2 separate regions of the Homo sapiens genome follow, and region 2 is linked to region 1. Evidence: chromatin loops called from intact Hi-C (ENCODE). Cell type or tissue: natural killer cell. All regions are shown on one strand. Region 1 overlaps EPG5 (ectopic P-granules 5 autophagy tethering factor). Region 2 overlaps EPG5 (ectopic P-granules 5 autophagy tethering factor).

The links. A loop is a pair of places that touch in the nucleus more often than their neighbours do. Peaks named below come from ENCODE experiments on the same cell type or tissue, not always from the same donor. Only the 100,000 strongest peaks of a DNase experiment are listed, where the experiment ranks them.
Region 2: a loop joins it to region 1, with 9 times the contacts of the local background. A loop is called at or near these places in 3 of 110 quality-filtered maps.

Annotation. Positions count from the first base shown.
Region 1 is chr18:45,935,532-45,940,531 of GRCh38, forward strand. EPG5 (ectopic P-granules 5 autophagy tethering factor) reads right to left here. Exons shown (of 44, transcript NM_020964.3): 10 at 4,069-4,224. Among named protein-coding and RNA genes, the nearest start is that of EPG5, 29 kb to the right of the region's middle. In natural killer cell, no CTCF peak of the experiment used is centred here; a DNase peak (open chromatin) is centred at 3,120; H3K27ac peaks cover 1,491 bases.
Region 2 is chr18:45,872,076-45,877,075 of GRCh38, forward strand. EPG5 (ectopic P-granules 5 autophagy tethering factor) reads right to left here. Exons shown (of 44, transcript NM_020964.3): 35 at 4,161-4,267. Among named protein-coding and RNA genes, the nearest start is that of SIGLEC15, 49 kb to the left of the region's middle. In natural killer cell, no CTCF peak of the experiment used is centred here; DNase peaks (open chromatin) are centred at 2,556 and 3,006; H3K27ac peaks cover 1,671 bases.

The sequences.
Region 1 (5,000 bases):
AACTCCAACTCAAAAATAATAAGTATTATTATTACGGATATTAGCACCAATGCACACAGGCTACTAAGGCGCACACAGGTACTAAGGCACACACAGTAGTGGGTGGCAGAGAGGCCAGCTGTGGATGTGTGTGTCTGAGCACACACACAGGTACACGTGTGCCCACAGACACATGTGCAGTGGGTGGGAGGAAAATCGAAATCCATCCAGTACTCCTCTCTGAACACTGAACAAAGTTCAAATTCCTCAGCCCACATTCAAAGGCTTCCACAGTATGGCTCTGAATCATATTTCCAACCACAGCCCTCTCTGTCCTCCTTCAGTTACCACTGCATTCCAGCAAGCCTGGAGAGACCCCACACCTCCAGGCTGGCTCCTTCCATGGGTCAAGCCCTCCTTGGACTTCCTCCTCTGCACTATTACAGAACTCCATCCATACCTGACTTTGCCATCATCATACATTCTGCCAGTGATCCCCACACTGTAGTGGCAGAAAAACCACCTGGAGACTTTCTGGAAAATGCAGATTCCCAAGCCTCACCTATAGAGACCATGATTTTGTAGGTCACAGCTGGGGCACAAGAATTTACACCTTTATAGTCACCCTTGGTGACTCAGACTCAAGTGATTCTTAAAACACAACATGAGAAACCCCTCATGGTACTGTAATTTACATATGACATACTAACCTAACAGCAATTTGAGAGCAGAAACCATGTCTTGTTCATTTTTATATAAACCAGTTTATAACTAGAACCTTGTATTTTAATTATCTGCTACTTAAACCAGTATCTCAAAAACAATCAGCACTCAATAGATGCTTATTAAAATTGTATGTAAATGTTATCACAACTAAAAAAAAACACTTGTATCAGGATGGTGGCCATGCCCCAAGTCAGAATCTGCTAAGGAATGGCTGGATGCGGTGGCTCACGCCTGTAATCCCAACACTTTGGGAGGCTGAGGCGGGCAAATCACTTGAGGTCAGGAGTTCGAGACCAGCTTGGCCAATATAGTGAAACCCCATCTCTACTAAAAATATAAAAATTAGCCGGGCACGGTGGTGTGCGCCTATAGTCTCAGCTACTCGGGAGGCTGAGGCAGGAGAATCACTTGAACCTGGGAGGCGGAGGTTACAGTGATGGTGTCACTGAACTCCATCTTGGACAACAGAGTGAGACTCCATTTCAAAAAAAAAAAAAAAAAAAGGAAATCTGCAAAGGAATGTACAGCAACTTACCTGTTATTAAATTAAAAAAAAAAAAACTTAAAAAAATACGAGGCACTCAAAGCTGTTGCCGTATTTGAGAAACAACTACTACAAATCATCCAATTACAAATTATCTAATTACAAATAAACCAAATTTAAGAAAAAAATGAATAGTGCATGCCTAATCCACATCTATGAACCTAAACAGGCAACTGGTAGTTCAAACCCACACTTACCTGGACTCTGGAAAAGCCAGCTAGACTTCTGAACAAGAGATTAAGAAACTTCTCTAAGGTCAGTTGGGCCAGGTTTCTATCTTATTAGTTAATTATCCTAACACTTCACATGGGACCTGATGCTGTTTTATACCCCAAAACAAAGAAGGGAAATTGTAGAGGACTTAAAAGTAATATCACAAACAGGGTGTATTTCAGGCTATAAAATTCCCTATATGGCAGACATTCAGGAAGTCTGGCATATATATACATATATATACACACACACACACACACACACACACACACACACACACACACATATGTATACACACACATACACGTATATATTTATATAGGTATTTATATATATATACACATATATATAGATATACACATATATATACACACACACATATATATACACACACACATATATATACACACACACACATATATATATATTTTGAGACAGAGTCTTGCTCTGCTGCTGAGGCTGGAGTACAGTGGCGCGATCTCAGCTCACCGCAACCTCCACTTCCGGGGTTCAAGCGATTCTTCTGCCTCAGCCTCCCGAGTAGCTGGGATTACAGGTGCCTGCCACCACGCCCAGCTAATTTTTGTATTTTTAGTAGAGACAGGTTTTCACCATGTTGGCCAGGCTGGTCTTGAACTCCTGACCTCAGGTGATCCGCCCACCTCAGCCTACCAAAGTGCTGGGATTACAGGCATGAGCCACCACGCCCAGCCCTGGTTTATATTTTTGTTGTCTGTCTTTTAGTATAGTTCAGTTTTGTTTTAGGTTGAAGGGATAGCTATTGCCAGAAATTTCCATTTGAGTGCCGAATAAATTTAAATTTCATGGCTTTAAATATCTGGTTCTCATATAATTTGTTTCCTAAAATAAACTTAAGAACAATAGCTGTCAACATTTTAAAACAATTATCTTTGTGAAATTATATACACAATGTTACAGCAAGGGTTCACAGCTCAATATATAAGCTCTAGTAAGTAACTAGGATGAGAGCTTTGCCTCTCCACTAAGCAAGCACAAGAACAAGTAACAGATCAGAGAAGGAAGACTCCTCCCATGCACCAGGCCAGCGTCAGTGGACAGGTGCTACTGCACTGATGCCCTGACACAGTCCTGAACAGGATTTGGTGCATCTCATGAGACCACCAAATTTATGGTATAAGTATAACAGGAGTAATCTAAAGATAAGGCCGGGTGAAGTGGCTCATGTCTGTAATCACAGCACTTTAGGAGGCTGAGCCGGGCAGATCACTTGAGGTCAGGAGTTCAAGACCAACCTGGCCAACATGGTGAAACCCCGTCTCTACTACAAACCCAAAAAATTAGCCGGGCATGATGGCAAGCGCCTGTAATCCCAGCTACTTGGAAGGCTGAGGTGGAAGAGTTGCTTGAACCCAGGACACAGAGGTTGCAGTGAGCCAAGATCATGCTACTACACTCCAGCCTGGGCAACAAAGTGAGACTCCATCTCAAAAAAAAAAAAAAAAAGATAAATTTCTATACCCAAGTTCTATTTAAGTTAGACTCAATGCCTTCACAGTGTCTAAAAGTGGTTAACACTTAGCTAAGACCTCCTGATCTTTCTCTAAGTCTCTAGATTATTCTATTCCCCAGATGAAACCACACAAGAAAAACCCCCACTTACATTTGAAAAGTCCTTTATGGTTTAAAATGTATTTCCTCATATTACCACAATTCACCCTCATCACACATCCATGAGGTTAATGGAACAGTAGTATCATTATCACCATCTCCGTTTTAGAAATGAAAAAAGTGAGACCACAAATATTAAGCGACTTTCCCAGGGTAACAGTAAATGGCAGACCAAGACTCAAACTTACTATACAACACAGAATAAATCAGGGGCTAAGGCTAAGAGTTACATGGCAAGAGGGAGTGTAGGCAGCTAGCTCAGGAGAGGGCCAAAGCAGGGGAGAGCCAGTAGTTCATAAGCACAGCTGGGTGGGGGTGGAGGCAGCCCCGCATCTCCTAGCGGAGGGCATAATCCTGCAGCAGAGCCCACTCCTCAACTTGGCCAGTGGCTCAGGGAAGGGAGCACGGGATGTGCAGCTATGCCCTTGCCTATGCCTCAAACAGGTCCTAGGCTGTAAGCAGTGGCACAGTCAGCATGATCCAAAGACAGCATTTACAAAGCTAAGACAGGGAACCAAGATCCATGACATTCCCAGACCTTAAAACCCTTACCGGAAGGCAAATTGAACAATAAAATCAGCAAATCATTTGCACCACATGCTGCACACCTACTGCGTCTCACTGCAGGCACTGCAGTGGGTATGTGATAGATAGAATCTATCCTTGTTTTCCCCTGCTCAAGGCTGCCCCAAAAGTTCAGGGTGGCAAAAAACTGAGACACCAGAATAGTGTTATCTTAAAACAGAAAGAAATTGAGAGAGAGAGAGAGACCATTTCAGTCAACAGGTGGGTACTACAGATAAGGAAACCAAGGCCCAAGAATTTGCCCTCAATAAGAAATAGATGAAATACACTAAGAAACTATTATAAAAGACCTACTTAAGTGGCTTTCACCGAATGGTTCTTACTAGTGAGGAAGTTACTTCTCACTAAATATCATCATATGTCTTACTTACCTTTTGGCCTTCAGCACATGTAGGACAGCCCTCAAAAACAGTTCATCAAATTCAACCTGTAGTTTCTCCATAGAGTAGGGCTGTTGGGCCAATCCTGAGCCTTGGTTATGGCTCACATACTGTGCCCAATGGTCACTTACATAACCAAGAGTCATCCTGAGCATGAGGAAAGATAATACAGTACTTTTCATTAGCTCAATATCTGCACCTTTATATTACATTTCCAACATTCATTTATTCAACACATATTTATTGAGCACCTACTATCCACCTACTATTGTCCAGGTTCTGAAACTAATGAAATGGGGAAAATAAAATCCTACCTTCATGGAGCTTACATTTAGTGAAGGGCAAAGAGACAACAAATAAAATAAAGTCATATACAGTCTGTCACATGGTTGTAAGTGACACTGAGAAAGATAAAGCCAGAGAAAGGAATAAAGTATGTCTGGAGGTGGAGGGGTGGGCAGGATAAGGAGGTGGGTTGGGAGCACGAAAGGGCTTACTAAAGAGGGACATTTGATAATGTCTGGAAAACAGTGAGGAATCACATAAGTCTCTATGAGAAGAGTGTCCACGTAGAAGAAACAGCCAATGCAAAAGCGCCGAGGGGTGTCAGGTATGTTTAGGAACAGCAAGGAGGCCAATGTGCTGAGAGGTAGACTGGCTGGAGATGAAATCAGAAAAGTGGCAGGAAACCAGATCGTGAGGGGCCCTGCAGGCCACTGTGAGGACGTCGGCTTTTTCCCTGAGTGCAGTGGGGAGCACAGTAGGGTCCTGGGCAGACAGTGAATGGGCTGACTCACAATTCATAAGGAACACTGGCTGTTTAAGAATACACTGAGGTGGGGAAAGGGCAGAAGCGGGTGGTGGGCAAAGTCAGAAGCAGGAAGATAAGTCAGGAGGTTTAGGAATGAAATGGGGTGCTAGCA
Region 2 (5,000 bases), 63 kb before region 1:
TTTTTAATTTTAGAAACGGTGGAAATGTTCCAAATGACTAAAACTTAATTAACCCTTGGTGCAATGAAACTAGTCCATTAACTGTCATTCATGTAAGTCATTCTAAAATAAATCTCACGCTTTTCTGAGACCTGGATTATTACTCAATATTATCCTCACAAGTATCAATTCCATTAATGCCTTCAAGGGCTAATGACTATATAAGGGACATTTAGTCTAAAACAAGTGGTTTCAGACTTTCTGGTTCCATGCTAATGGAATGCAGTCAAAGAAGAGAGAGCCACACACAGTAAGAACAGAAACCTGATGGTTTCTCAACACAAATCTTTTAAAAAATGGCCAACGAGGCTGTGTGCAGTGGCTCACGCTTGCAATCCCGGCACTTTGGGAGGCCGAGGCAGGCAGATCACTTTAGGTCAGGAGTTCGAGACTAACCTGGCCAACATGGTGAAACTCTGTCTCTACCAAAAATACAAAAATTAGCCAGGTGTGGTGGCAGGCACCTGTAATCCCAGCTACTCGGGAGGCTGAGGTGGGAGAACTGCTTGAACCAGGGAGGCAGAGGTTGCAGTGAGCCAAGATCGCACCACCGCACTCCAACCTGGGCAACAGAGTGAGACTCCTTGTCCAAAAAAAAAGCCAATGAGCATCAACACATTGTACCAGACAACTCTCATTTCTAACATGCTTGTACCCTCAATTCCACAACCCGGCATGGAACAGGAATGCACATTTTTAACAACCTTTAAGACAGAGGTTAATGATAGCATTCGTTTAAATATGGATAAAAGACAGTTTTGTTTAGATAAAGTTGGGTAAGTATGTAGAAGATATCCAGAAGGATGTCTTAGGATAGACTGAGCTGATAGTTCCAGCCAAGACACAAATTCTGTGACGTCAGATAAATTCTTTTCATTTTCAGGTCCCCACTTTTCTCATCCATAGAAGGAGCTAGTGGATCAGATAACCTCACTAAAAAGCTGCAATACTTCTTCATCCTACCTTGCAAAGCTCTCCTGTTTCCTTTCTTTGAACCCAGCTACCAAGTCTTGATGTCTGTGAACCCTTCTGTCCTATGCCACTTTCTTATTTTATTCATATACAGGGGCAAGAGAGCCTTGGGGTGCTTTCCCCTATACTAAGAAATTAAATATGGCTGGGCATGGTGGCTCATGCCTGTAATCCCAGCACTTTGGGAGGCCAAGGCAGGCGGATCACAAGGTCAGGAGTTCAAAACCAGCCTGGCCAATATGGTGAAACCACGTCTCTACTAAAAATACAAAAATCAGCCGGGTGTGGTGGCGGGCGCCTGTAGTCCCAGCTACTCGGGAGACTGAGGCAGGAGAATCGCCTGAACCCAGGAGGCAGAGGTTGCAGTGAGCCAAGATCCTGCCACTGCACTCCAGCCTGGGCAACAGAGTGAGACTCAGTCTCAAAGGAAAAAAAAAAAAAGAAATTAAATATATAGCCTTTATGATTATAATTTGGTGCTCAAATCTTTTTCTCAGTAATCAATATATTCTGGATGGTAAAAAGCAGCTAGAAGTCTGCCTTTCAAAAAAATAATTGAGTACTACTAGGATTTCATGTGTTACTCATTGAACCACTATTTATCAAACACACACTGAGAATATGGCATTACCCTAGTTTTGTAGGGAGCAAAAAGAAGCAAAGAATAACATTTCTGTTATTCTATGAAGAGTTTACACCTCTTCAAGGTAAGATAAGATATATAAAAGATAAATCAGAAATACAAATAAGGTACAGCCAGACAAAATGAAATGAGCTATCCAGCCATGAAAAGGCATAAAGAGACTTCAATGTCTATTACTAAGTGAAAGAAGTTAATCTGAAAATGCTATGATTCCAACCATAGGACATTCTAGAGAAGGTAACACTATGGAGATAGTAAAAGGATCAGGGGTTGAGGGGAGGGAGAGATGAACAGGCAGAGCGCAGAGGATTTTTAAGGCAGTGAAACTGCTCTGTATGATACCACAATGGTGGGCACATGTTATTTGTCATTTGTCAAAACCCACCGAATGTGTTTACCAAGAGAGAACACTAATGTAAATCATGGACTTTCATTGATAATGATGCCTTAATGTAGGTTCATCAATTATAACAAATGTATCACCCTGGTGTGGAATGTCCAGAGTGGGGAAGGCTTGTGCATGTGTGGGGGCAGAAGGTATAAAGGAATTCTTGTACTTTCCACTTAATTTTGCTGTAAACCTAAAACTGCTCTAAAAAATAAAGTCCGTTAAACAAAAAATAAAATCTATTACAAAAAAAAAACAAAACTGGATGACATATGCTTAACTGTATGTATTAGCTCATTTTCACACTGCTGATAAAGACATATCCAAGACTGGGTAATTTACAAAGAAAAAGAGGTTTAACAGACTCACAGTTCCATGTGGCTGGGGAGGCCTCACAATCATGGTGGAAGATGAAAGGCATGTCTTACATGGCAGCAGGCAAGAGAGAGAATGAGAGCCAAGCAATACGGGAAACCCCTTATCAAACCACCAGATCTCATGAGACTCATTCACCACCAGGAGAACAGTATGAGGGAAACCGCCCCCATGATTCAATTATCTTCCACTGGCTCCCTCCCACAACACATGGGAATCATGGTAGCTACAATTCAAGATGACATTTGGGTGGGGACACTGCCAAACCATATCACTCTATAACTAAATGCCACACAAACACATGGCAGCCACAGGGGCACTAGGTGTATTCAGTGGAAGAAAACACCATGGGCCAGAAGCAAAGAGGAAGCCAGAGTGTTAAACAGATGCTGAAACCAGCCAACCGAGGACTATTTGCCTGCTGAGTTTTAACAGCACAAGAGGACAGAACATGAGGTTTTCTAAGGACTATATTCTTACTGAAAGGGTAGAATGGGGCAAAAGAGGAAACTTCTCTGCCTTACCCTAGATTGTGAGTCAGGAGAGATCAAAAAGTTTACTGTGAGAATTGAGGCCAGCCCGCAAGTGAGTTTGGGGTTTCATTTCATGTAACTGGTAGCACGGGAAACCCCAAACCAAGAAGTTAAGTAGTTCCAATTGACAACAAATGTAGATCCTCTCTGGAGGACTTACACACCCTCAGCCTAGGCCTTATGAGATTCCCATCAGTCTCTCTAAATATGGGCTCACAATACAAAATTTAAAAACACACAAGGAAACATGCCTCCAAGAACAAGAATCCAAAGGAAAATTAAACAGCAGCATAAGACAACCCCCAACAGGAATTTCAGATAATAGAATTAATGTACATACATCATAAAGTAAGCATGTTTAAACAAATTCTAAGGAAATAAAAAATAGAATTTTAAATGAAAGAAAAGATACTACCAAAAAGGATCAGGGTACATTTGAAAAACAAACAAATAGATCTAGAAATGGAAAAAATAATCACTTCAATGAAAAATTCAATTGATATATTTTAAGCAGATGAGACAGAGCTGGAGAGAGACTAAAGAAATGGAAGGAAGACCTCTAGAAATTACCCATAATAAAGCAAAAAAAGACAGAAAATATGAAAAAGAGGTTAAGAGTTAGGGAGGACAGGAAGAAACTCAACATGCAGGACAGGCAATATTGGAAGAGAGAAAGACTGCAAATTTACCATAACTGAGAAACTCAGAGCAACCTAACAAAAAAAGGTAAGAAGTTACACACCTAAAGGCCGGGCGTGGTGGCTCACACCTGTAATCCTAGCACTTTGGGAGGCCGAGGCGGGCAGATAGCCTGAGCTCAGGAGTTTGAGACCAGCCTGGGCAACATGGTGAAACCCCGTCTCTACTAAAACTACAAAAAAATTAGCCAGGTGTGGCGGCATGCGCTTGTAGTCCCAGCTACTCGGGAGGCTGAGGCAGGAGAATTGCTTGAATCTGGGAGGCAGAGGCTGCAGTGAGCCCAGATCACACCACTGCACTCCAGCCTGGGCGACAGAGCAAGACTCCATCTCCAAAAGAAAAAAAAAAAAAAAGTTACACACTTAACACTAAATAATTGTATCAGCGACTTTTCTTCAGTCACAAATAACTGCCTATTAAATAAAAATTAAATAGAGGAAAGTAGAAGAAAAAGACTGACTGACTTAGGGAAAAATGAAAACTAAGCAGAGACAGCCTGACATCTTCCTACCTTTAAAACTCTCATGCAGTGAGTCAATACAGTCAGTGAACAGCTGCACAATGCTTGAGGCCACCACAGTATCACTCTCTAGCCAGGGGTAATGCCGCTGTTGGCTGCTTTAAAGAAAAGAAGCACACACTTAGGAATGCAACCGTGATTAAAATACTGTTAAGTCCCAGTGTCTAGGGCTGGCCTAAGTCCTGGAAGCCTGTCCATTATGTAGGCCTGACACACATTTAGAATACTTAAAAGGCTGTAAATAACTGCAGGCGAATTGTAGCTTGTAACACCAGCCATATAATTTTCTTTCATCTCCTTCATACCCTTTATTCCAATGCAATTAGATTTCAAAAATGTGCTATCTAAATAACCCTTAAATTAACATCTTTTTACATCAAATTTAGACCCTTGGACATCTTGGTTACATTTCAAATGCCGTAGAAAAACACCCTAAGTCAGCTTCAACAGTTTTCTCTACTCAAAGCATTAAAAAAAAAAAATCAAATTCACATAACAAAGAGATGGCCAAATATTAACAAATAGAAAATGAGCAAATAAAATTTTTTTTTTTTTGAGAGAGAGAGTCTTTCTCTGCCACCCAGGCTACAGTGTAGTGGCACGATCTTGGCTCACTGCAACCTTCACCTCCAGGGTTCAAGCAACTCTTCTGCATCAGCCTCCCGAGCAACTGGGGTTGCAGGCACCGACCACCACATCCAGCTAATTTTTGTATTTTTAGCAGAGACAGGGTTTCACCATATTGGCCAGGTTTGTCTTGAAGTCCTGACCTCAAGTGATCCACCTGCCTTGGCCTCCCAAAGTACTGGGTTTACAGGCATGAGCCACCAC